Regions from separate parts of the Mus musculus genome. Here region 2 is linked to region 1. A link is a loop called in an ENCODE intact Hi-C map of the cell type or tissue named here. Cell type or tissue: heart. All regions are shown on one strand. Each heading gives the region's core, and the rest is flanking DNA. Links, peaks and the distances in the headings are about the cores only.

Evidence for each region. Peaks named below come from ENCODE experiments on the same cell type or tissue, not always from the same donor. Only the 100,000 strongest peaks of a DNase experiment are listed, where the experiment ranks them.
Region 2: a loop joins it to region 1, with 23 times the contacts of the local background. A loop is called at or near these places in 3 of 42 quality-filtered maps.

What each region holds. Positions count from the first base shown.
Region 1 is chr7:93,002,714-93,008,025 of GRCm38, forward strand. It overlaps the pseudogene Gm31663. Among named protein-coding and RNA genes, the nearest start is that of Fam181b, 75 kb to the right of the region's middle. In heart, for the core only: a CTCF peak has its summit at 4,344; a DNase peak (open chromatin) is centred at 4,348.
Region 2 is chr7:92,931,520-92,936,831 of GRCm38, forward strand. It overlaps Prcp (prolylcarboxypeptidase (angiotensinase C)), which reads left to right. Exons shown (of 9, transcript NM_028243.3): 9 at 1,453-3,062. The coding sequence ends at 1,660. Among named protein-coding and RNA genes, the nearest start is that of Gm40448, 57 kb to the left of the region's middle. In heart, for the core only: no CTCF peak of the experiment used is centred there; a DNase peak (open chromatin) is centred at 2,262.

The DNA of each region.
Region 1 (5,312 bases), core at 184-5,183:
GTTTGCTCCTCACTGGGCTGCAGGGACTTTGTTGTTTTGCAAATAATAGAGGGTTTCCTGTCTGGTTTAAGTCTGTCAGACTGGAGCAAAGATAAAGGCTATTTGTTCTCTCAAGAAAAGCCAACCTTTATTTTTAACAAAACCAGTAAAGTGTGCTTTGGGAGTAACATTTTTACCCCCAAGAATGATATTAGTAAGTTACTTCGAAGCATTTTTTTTTAATGTCAGAGTAGCATATGATAAAAAGGGAATTTAAAGTTGTATTTCAAACAGCATGCCTAAATGCTTATTTTCTAATTTAATTTGTGAGTAAGTTTATCTAGAAAAGGCTGATAGAATTAGTATTCTGATTAAATGTTTATGAGAAGCCGTTTTGAATCTGTTTTCATGATTTGCTTCCCTCCTGAAGGCAGTGCCACTACCCCTGCTTCCCCGTGATAATGATGGGAAGAAGGGAACACTTTTGTGCTATGTTACAGACTGTGCCCTTTTCCATGTGAATTAGTCAACTTCGGCCTCTTAAAATCTGTGTGAGAGAGACTTTTTAAACAATTTCTTTTCTAAGGTATGCACGGGAATTAATGTTCCCAGAAGATAGGTACCTTAGTAAAGATTTAAAACTTACAGTGATGTTTTCCCTGCTACTGCATTCAGCAGAAAGCCAGGCTGTGCATTTCTATTAGTTATTCATATGGACTCTGTTCTTCCATGTCAGCAAGCACTGAAGAGCTTATGTGTTCATTAACCTACAAACATTTCCCCAGAGATCCCATGGGGACATCTGGTGTGAGACAACAGACAATCTGATACTTAATTTCTGTAAGTGTTTTTTGTCTTCGACTATGAGCCATACCTGGTTCTTGAAACTAGAGTCAGAACAGAACAAACCTCAAATCCTCAATCTTGTAGGGCTCTGGTTTGACAGATAATAAAATGGCAGCATCAACAAATATAGTAAGGAGGAAGAAAATAATCCAGACATGAGTGAATGAAGTGTGGCAAAGAGGGAAAGTATCAGGAATATAAGAAAAATATACAAACACACATATGTATACATATACACATGCATGCATGAATACACACATATACACATATATACACACATACATACACATATGTAAATACACAAATATATATACATACATTCATGCACATACATGTATATGTGTACACATACATTCACATATATGCATATACTTACATGCATATATAAGTATATACATATATACCCACATACATACACATATGTAAATACTTACTCATATGTACACACATGCACATATAGATGTGCACACACACGTACATGCACTCACACATATATATGTGTACACATACATACATACATACTTACATATATATACATACACACACACACACACACACCCCAGGAATACTTCACCAAGTTGTAGCTTTTGCAAAATCATCTGGCTAAGCCCAGGAGCCAGCCATGAGGTTGGTGGGGAAGAGTTCTCCAGAGGCACAAGTGGGGACATAGGCTCCAGAGAGGTAAGTTTCTTCAGATTCTTCCAGCAGAGGGAGGAAATCTTTGTGGCTGGAATGTTCTTAGTGGTCAGTGATGGAGGCACTGACTCAGATGAATTCAGAGAGGCAACACAGGCTTGGGTAATGCATATGCTTGCAGGTTCTAGAAACTTCTTGAGATTTTACACTGATTAAGATGGGAAAACCAGAGAACTTTGACTGGAGGAGTAACATGGACTGATTCCGGTTTAGAGAAGAAAACAGGCTGTCTTATTATATTAGATTGTGGAGGGAAAGGAGTGAGTCAGAAAGTCCATCATGGTGGCTATCAGTAATTCACAGTAGAGATAATGGAGCCTTGGATTTCTGTGTGGCAGTGGGTGAGAAGGTGTCAGATTCTAGATATATTTGGTGATCTGGCTGATGGGTCTGTTGGCAGATTGGAGGTAAACAAAGGCGAGAGAATGGAAGCAAACCTTTGGCTGGAGCAACTAGGAAAGTTGCCATTAATGGGGACTAAGACAATGAAGGGAAGAGCGGGTGGGGGCTGAGCAACGTGAGTTCACTTTGGACCTGCTAGGCTTGAGATGTCTGAGTAGACGTCCATGTAAAAAGTGCAACCACATAAGCAGTTGAATTTTGATAATAAGGTATTTGGGAAGGCTTGGAAACAGTATTTGGTATTTGTAAAACTTTTCATTACTGTTAAAAATGCCTGAAATAAACAACTTAAAGAGAGAAAAGGCTCACTTTTAGAAATTTTAATCCATGGTGTGTTAGTCTTACTCTTTGGGAACCCATAGCAAGGCTGTAAGTGGTGGCGCTAAACTATCTCATGGGGAGATGTTTGTGCACACAGGGTGGGCAGGGGAGAGACCTATAATTCTCTTCAAAGGCACATTCAGTGATCTAGAATTTCCCACTAGGCTCCACCTAAGCCTTCTGCTCACGGGACTTTCAGGGAACACTTTTTTTTTTAAAAATTAAGATTTATTTATTTTATTTATATGATTACACTGTAGCTGTCTTCAGACACACCAGAAGAGGGCATTGGATCCTATTACAGATGGTTGTGAGCCACCATGTGGTTGCTGGGAATTGAACTCAGGGCCTCTGGAAGAGCAGTCAGTGCTCTTAACCACGGAGCCATCTCTCCAGCCCAATTTCTTCATTTTTATGGCTCAACCCCAAAATGTAAATTTACCTGAAGCATCATGAAGTGTGTGTGTGTGTGTGTGTGTGTGTGTGTGTGTGTGTGAGAGAGAGAGAGAGAGAGAGAGAGAGAGAGAGAGGGAGAGAGAGAATTTTTATTAGATTGATACAAGCCTACTCACCAGGGAAGAGGCAACCATAGCAGAGGAACCGCTTTGATCAGATTGGCCTGTAGGTATATGTGAGCCACGTATTGTTGATTGCTAATTGATAAGGGAGGAGGCTGGCACTTTAAAGAAGTTACAACTAAAACGGATACTATGGTAAAAGTTGTTTGTGTAGCACATTTAATGTCAAAATTTCAGAATCATTTTTTTCTGATGGTAAATATATTAATGTACAAATTACTAAATGGAAATTGAAATCATAGCAAGCTCAAGTTAAGGGAAGCACACTTCTGTGTATTTCCACACTCTGGAAAAAACATAGTCTCAGGAACTGCAAAAAGTATATACCCTTCTGTGTCAGTCTGACACAAAAGCCTGAAAACAGAATTCAAGCTTTCCAGAGAAAGTATCATGACTCAGTTTTCAATCCACATAGACGTATTTCCTGTCAGCTTTCAAATGGTGCATGGAGCTGCAGGCTGACACTCAACTGAGAAGCATCAGAACCGTGTGTGTTTGTGAGACTTTCAGGGTCCTATATATAGCCCAGGCTCCACCGTTGGACCTTTTTCCCTCTACAGCTTTGTGCCACCAGGTTCAGTTTTCTTTGGTTCTCTGTTTTTAGGGAAATAATACAAGACTCACACATCAAGAAACTTATGTGACAAAGTAGATACAGCCTTTCAAACTGTCTCAATTTTCAGGTTTATGCATGAAGAATGCCTCTCATATTTTGTTTGAACACGGTCATAAAGAACTCACAACCTTAATTTTTCTTGTCTCCCTCCCTCCCAGCAATGGTGACCTAGACCGATGGTCAGGAGGTGGAGATACTGAAGGTCTCTCTGATACTCTGGTGGCAGTCAACATCTCAAGGGGGGCCCATCATTTAGATCTGTGATCCAGCACCCCATAGATCCACAGTCCTTACAGATAGTTCACTTGGTGGAAATCAGACACATGAAGCAATGGGTCTCAAACTTCTGTGGCAACTACAGAAGGCAGCCCTGAGTGACTTTTAAATATCACCATTTTTGCTTTCTCCTTTTAAGTTCCCTCCACCCACATACCCATTCACTTTTAAAATGTTTCTTATACGTGATTACTTTCTCTCATTTGTCATTATATTTGTTGGGCCAAGGCCAAGATACAAGAGAGTGACAGGGGTGGGCACAGACATCCCACCCAGGTGACTGCTCCGGCCTCACTGTCTTTGTGTCATCATGGCAGCTCACAGGCCATAAGATCTGGCATGGCTCCTCACTGCCTTTCACCAGAGGGAGAGCCCCTCTCCCAGCAGCAGGGAGGTCTCCTTGGTTCTGAGGCTGAAGTCTCTCTGGCCCATTGTAAGTCCCCACTCCTGCCACAAAAGGGAAAGCAGAAGCCGGGTTCAAAACGCTGCAGCTGCAGCTGATAGAATGTGGAATGCCAGTCCCGGAAACCGGGCTGCTTCCTGTGAGCTCACTCAGTGAGTGATTCTGAACTGGGCTGCCATAAAGAAGAAGGCAGAGACCTACCTGCCTGTTGCTTCTGTCTCCCTCCAGCTGTTGGGAGGTCAGTGTGCCTGGGCTGGCTGCTTTTGGAAAGTCCTTTCTTTATCTCTTTCCCACTTGGCAGCTCTCCTTAGTTCTGGGACATTTGCCACCATGGTACTGCCAGGAAGGAATCTGGCCTTGTCCTGTTCCATTTCTCTTTGTTTCCAAGGTCAGTTTTGTGGCAATTTACTTAAATTATGCCAGCTTAAGAAAATCACTGTTTGGTCTTTCACTTTAAATGGGAACAGGCTCGATGTTGTGGATAGTTCAGTAAAATAGACCTTTAAATTTGATGAGTAAGCTTTTCAAAGATCAGCATGTATTGCTTGTTGTCTTTAAATAATATTTTGTCTTCTAATAGTTGCTATCAGCATCATTAAAGCCTTAAGCCCTAGGATACAAAACAGCAGAGACGTGGGTACTTTCTCGTATGGCTTTCAGAAGACAAGCAGAATAATTCATGCAGCCGACATATTTGACATTAATAAATGGCAGAACCTTCCCATTTCCAAGGCTTGGAGCTTTCAGGCAGTTCTTACACTGAGACCTTTCTTCCAGGGGCTTTTTTCTAGGATAGGGAATAAGGTCAAATTCAAGTCTTTCAGGGACACAGGGAGACTAACAGTTTCTTCTCTGCCAAATAAGTTCTTTTCCTCCGCAGTTTCTTTTTTATTTTCTCAGTAAATTTCTTTTTACCTGTCTTAGGGAACATATAATGCTTTAAAAAAAAGTATACTCGGGCACGGTCATTTCAAAGCCAAAATCTCGACTAGGAGATTGCTGTTTCTCTTCCCTGGCTCCAGAAAAATCTGGGTCTTGCTGTGGAAGCCTTTAGTTCTCACTCTAATGAGCTGTCAATCGAAACAGTTTGGGTAGTGCTTTGTTTCAGCATTAAAGAACTGTCTATTGGGGTAGGCATTACAGTTAAGACAATACTAGTCTTTGTCTACTAAGAAGTTATATGATACAGCCATGG
Region 2 (5,312 bases), core at 120-5,119, 71 kb before region 1:
TTTATGTACACATATATTTTTCAGGGATAACCACAATGTGAAAGTTTTTAAGGTTATTTTTAGTACTTCTAGTACTTGGGGGATACATAGTACCTCTGAATCCTGCACAATTCAGAGGTCAGAGAGTATAGGCAAGTGGGGGGGGGGGGGGGGAAGAGAGAGAGAGAGAGAGAGAGAGAGAGAGAGAGAGATATGGGCTGATAGCTTTATTAGGACCATTATATTATCTAAATGAATGTTACATGGGGAGTTTTAATTGTGACTCTAAAGAAAATATGCATAAGTTCTAGGCTACAAATTGACAGGTAGTCACTGTGGCATAGACCCTTCTGGTGTGTGAGTCAGTAGGCCTCAGAGTGTGTGTGACTCTAGCTCTCCATAGATAAGCGGTAAGCAGTGAGTAGTTATAATTAGGCAGATGTCTGGATCGGCCACAATGAGGGCCTATCATAGTCAGCTGGGTTTTTGTGGTGGTGGTGGTTAGTTTGGTTTGGTTTACTATAGCTGACCCTCATGACCCTAGTCAACAAGAGCTGGGAGAAGAGGTGCTTTGGACACAGGAGGGTGGATGGTAAGACACATGAGACAAGAAAGCGAGGCGAATACTGTGAAGGATGGAAGGGTACAAGGCAGTGTTGAGAGCTGGGGAAGAAGAGCGGGCTGAAAATCAACACAGCCAAATTTTATTGAAAATAATACTCTATATGCTAATTAACAATTTTTAAATAAAAATAATAAATAGAAAGTTAAGTGTGGCCTTGAATTTGTGGTCCTCTTACATCAGTTTTCCAGTACTGAGATTATAGGTGTGCACTCCCATGCCTAGTGAGAATCAATTATTAAGCTTGAAAGCAAAAAGATGCACGATCCAGTTAAAGACAGATCAGAAGCCAGATATGTGGCTTTACCTGTGGATCCCAGCAGGAGGACTGCTCCAGGTTTGAGGCGAACATGGCTACATAGTGAGTTCCAGGCTGCCCCAGCCTACAATGAGACTGTCTCCATGCAACAAAAAACAAAGTGATAGTCTTAATAGAAAAAAATTCAAATACTATATCCAAGTGGTCTAATATATGAAAAGATGATAAGTATCAGCTGGGGGAGTATGCATGTGGAAATCAAGACCACAGTGAAAACTGACATAGCCCAGTGGTAAAGCACGCCTCTAATCTCACCGTCAAATCCACAATGGAAAAAGACCTAAATCCCATTTGGGAATGTGAGTGTAAGCTAGCAAAGCCACTTTGGAAAACAGTTTGGCAGTTCATTAAGAAATTAAGTGGTAGCACACGTCTCAGCAATGCTATTCCTAGGTCTACGTGGGAGAGGAAGATGCACACACACATGAGTGTATAGTGGAAGTGATAATGTTCAAATGAGTAGTGCTTGTGGGATCCACAAGGTGGCAACTATAAAAGTACATTCATTTTTCTTGCTTTCCCTCCCTTGCAGCAATGGTGAGTTAGACCCGTGGTCAGGAGGTGGAGTAACCAGAGACATCACAGACACCCTGGTGGCTATCAACATCCATGACGGGGCCCATCATTTAGATCTCCGAGCCCACAACGCCTTCGATCCTTCCTCTGTGCTGTTATCTCGATTATTGGAAGTTAAACACATGAAGAAATGGATTTTAGATTTCTATAGCAATATCCAATGAACAATTTTTTAAAATTAATTTTTTTTTGTTTTCTTTTATGTTCCCTCCACCCACATACCCATTCACTTTTATGTAATTCACTTATATGTAATTACTTTCTCTCATTTGTCATTATATTTGTTGAGCCAAGGCCAAGACACAAGAGAGTGACAGGGGTGGGCACAGACATCCCACCCAGGTGACTGCTCCGGCCTCACTGTCTTTGTGTCATCATGGCAGCTCACAGGCCATCAGAACTGGCATGGCTCCTCACTGCCTTTCACCAGAGGGAGAGCCCCTCTCCCAGCAGCAGGGAGGTCTCCTTGGTTCTGAGGCTGAAGTCTCTCTGGCCCATTGTAAGTCCCCACTCCTGCCACAAAAGGGAAAGCAGAAGCCGGGTTCAAAACGCTGCAGCTGCAGCTGATAGAATGTGGAATGCCAGTCCAGGAAACCGGGCTGCTTCCTGTGAGCTCACTCAGTGAGTGATTCTGAACTGGGCTGCCATAAAGAAGAAGGCAGAGACCTACCTGCCTGTTGCTTCTGTCTCCTTCCAGCTGTTGGGAGGTCAGTGTGCCTGGGCTGGCTGCTTTTGGAAAGTCCTTTCTTTATCTCTTTCCCACTTGGCAGCTCTCCTTACTTCTGGGACATTTGCCACTGTGGTACTGCCAGGAAGGAATCTGGCCTTGTCCTGCTCTCTTTGTTTCCAAGGCCAATTTTATGGTGGTCTGGCTACATTCTGCCAATTTAGGAAAAGTGCTATTTTTGTTTTTTGGTTTTTTTTTTTGTTTTGTTTTGTTTTTTTACTTTAAAACTGAACAAATTCTGTTAATAAAAATTCTTTAAAAATTGCAAACCATTTATTGAAAAAGTAGAATGTACTTCTGTTCATTTGGTAAAGAAATTTTATGTTCTAGTCATTGTTACCAGTATCATTATAGCCTTAGGTGTCTGGATTCCTAGCATCAGGTGTGTGGGGACTTTCCTGTGTGGCTTCTAGAAGACAAGCAGACTAATTCAAGCAGGCAGCATATTTGGCATTAATAGATGTCAGAGCCTTCCCATCTCCAAGGCTTGGAACTTGAAGCAGTTCTTACAGTGAGACCTTTTTTCTAAGGGACGTTTCCAGCCTAGGAAATAAGGTTGAATCCAAACCTCCGAGGGACACAGCCTAACAGGTTCTTCTCAACAGCAGCCCCCCAGTTTCTTTATTTCTTAGTCATGTTCTTACCATGGCTTGGAAACATTTCTCGCTTTTCAGAAACTATCCCTAGAGCCCTGATAAGATTTTATTTTATTATTGCTTTCTTGGTTTCGAGATTATAATATAATTACAATTACATTTCTGTTTTTCTCTTTCCTCCCTTTAAATTGTCCCATATACCCCACCTTGCTCTCTTTAAATACATGGCCTTTTTAAAAAATTAATGCATTTATATTAATTTATATAAAATTATTGCATACATATATGTATACACATATATTTTTCTAAATGCAACCTGCACAATCTATATAACGTTACTTTGGTGAATGTTCACAGGGTTGGCCCTTCAGTATTGAATAAGGACTTGATGTGCGCATCCTTGGGGAGGACTGTCTCTTCAGCTCTCAGCTCTCCGTAGTTGCCTCTAGTTCTTTGTGTAGGGTGGAGCTTTGGCGGACTCTCTCAACCACTTCGGTGTTGTTCTTGTTCAGCTCATGTTTAGGCTAAGGAAAGATTTGGTGGAGGACATTTTTACCTTTATTTTAGGATTTTAGGCTTTTTTCCACAACATCTTTTTTTATTTTTCTAATTTACTTTACATCCCAATCGCTGCTCCACCCAGTCACCCCCCCCCCCACACACACACAGTCCCTTTCTTTACGTCCCTTTCTTTACTCCCTCTTCTCTGAGAAGGTGGAGGACTCCTGCCCCCCCCCCCCCCCGCAAACCCCCAGTCCCCTGCATATCAAGTCTCTCTCTTCAGGACTAGGCATCCTCTCCCACTGAGACCAGACCAGGGAGCCTAGTTGGTGTAATGTATTCCATAGACAAGCAACAGCTTTAGAGACAGCCCTGCTCCAGTTGTTGTGGGATTTACATGAAGACCAAGCTGCACATCTAGGGAACTAAGTCTAGCTCGTGTGTATGCTCTTTGGTTGGTGGTTCCATTTCTGAGAGCCTCCAAGGGTCCAGGCTAGTTGACTCGTTGGTCTTCTTGTGGAGTTCCTATCCCTTTTGGGGCCCTCATTCATTCCCCCAACTTTTCCATAAGAGTCCCTGAGCTCCATCCAATATTTGGATGTGAGTATCTTTCAGACAGCTGCTGGGTGAAGCCTCTCAGAGAACAGTTATGCTCTTGTCTACAAGCATAACAGAGTATCATTAATAGTGTCAGGGTTTGGTGCTTGCCCGTGGGATGGGTCTCTAGTTGGGGCAGTTATTGGTTGGCCATTCCCTCATTCTCTACTCGATCCCTCGTCTCTGCACTTCTTCCATGAAATCTCTTTACTAATTTGGAAGATTTAAGATACTTTGACATTTCATGTTGAATTAACTATTAGGTGAAGTTGTATTTTTCTGAAGAAGTAAACTGCAAAAATGCAAGTGTAATTTTGACCTGCTTCTGTGCAATATATATATATATATGTATATATATATATATATTAGCCTTAATGGATATTAACTAACTTAAATGTTCTTCTGTTTAATTTTAACATGAAAGAGAATAAAAATACAGAATAAGCCCTATTAAATCTTATTAAGTCTATTCGTGGGCACGGTGGATCCATCTGCAACCCCTGGTACTCAAAAGGCTCCATCAGGAAGATAAATTTTGCTCAACAATTCAAAACTATTAAGGGCAATCAAGTGAGACCCCAAAGTAGAAACAAACATGAAAAAAATTTTAATAACTTTATAATTAATAAGGTGATTACTTTAATATACAGGTAATGGGAATCATACAGAATTGGAATAATTTTTTTAAAGAAATGTTTTGTTACCTTAACTACTGAGATTCCATTGCAATAAGTAAATTTAGAGAACTTCCTCTGATGTCTACAGAGCCACGAAATTATAACCTTGGCCTCAGAGCTTGTAAGTAGCAGTTGTATAATTCCAATGCTGAACTGTCTCACTTTTCCTTGGTCCCAAATGTAATTTTCTTGCAGCAGAAAGGCAATTGCCCCTGTTTCTGCCCACTCCTTGCTCTTCGGTCCCAGTCTCACCCCCCCACCCCCCTATTCCTTACCCTTGTCTCAGCCTCTGGATTGCCCTGTTTCCCCCAACTCCTTACTCTCTGTCTCAGTCTCTGGATTGCCCCTGTCTCCACCCATTCCTTCCCCTTCCATCCCAGCCTCTGGGTTTGTCCTGTCTACCCACTCCTTCCCCTTCCATTCCAGCCTCTGGGTTTGTCCTGTCTGCCCACTCCTTACCCTTACATCCCAGGCTCTTCATTGCCTTCTGCTTTTGCTGGCCTTCACACTGAGGGAGTTCTCAGTCTTCCCACCTCTGGCCACAGAGCAACTGGCTACATTTCTACCTTGATCTCTCTCCTTCCTCTTTTCAATCTCCCCTCTCCTCCTTCCCTGCTTTCCCTCTCTCTGAACAAGGGAGACATCTGAGAATACGAATCTCTTTTGTTTGTGTTGGTGCTTGATAAAATATGCACCCTCTCTGGGTGGCATAAGCCAT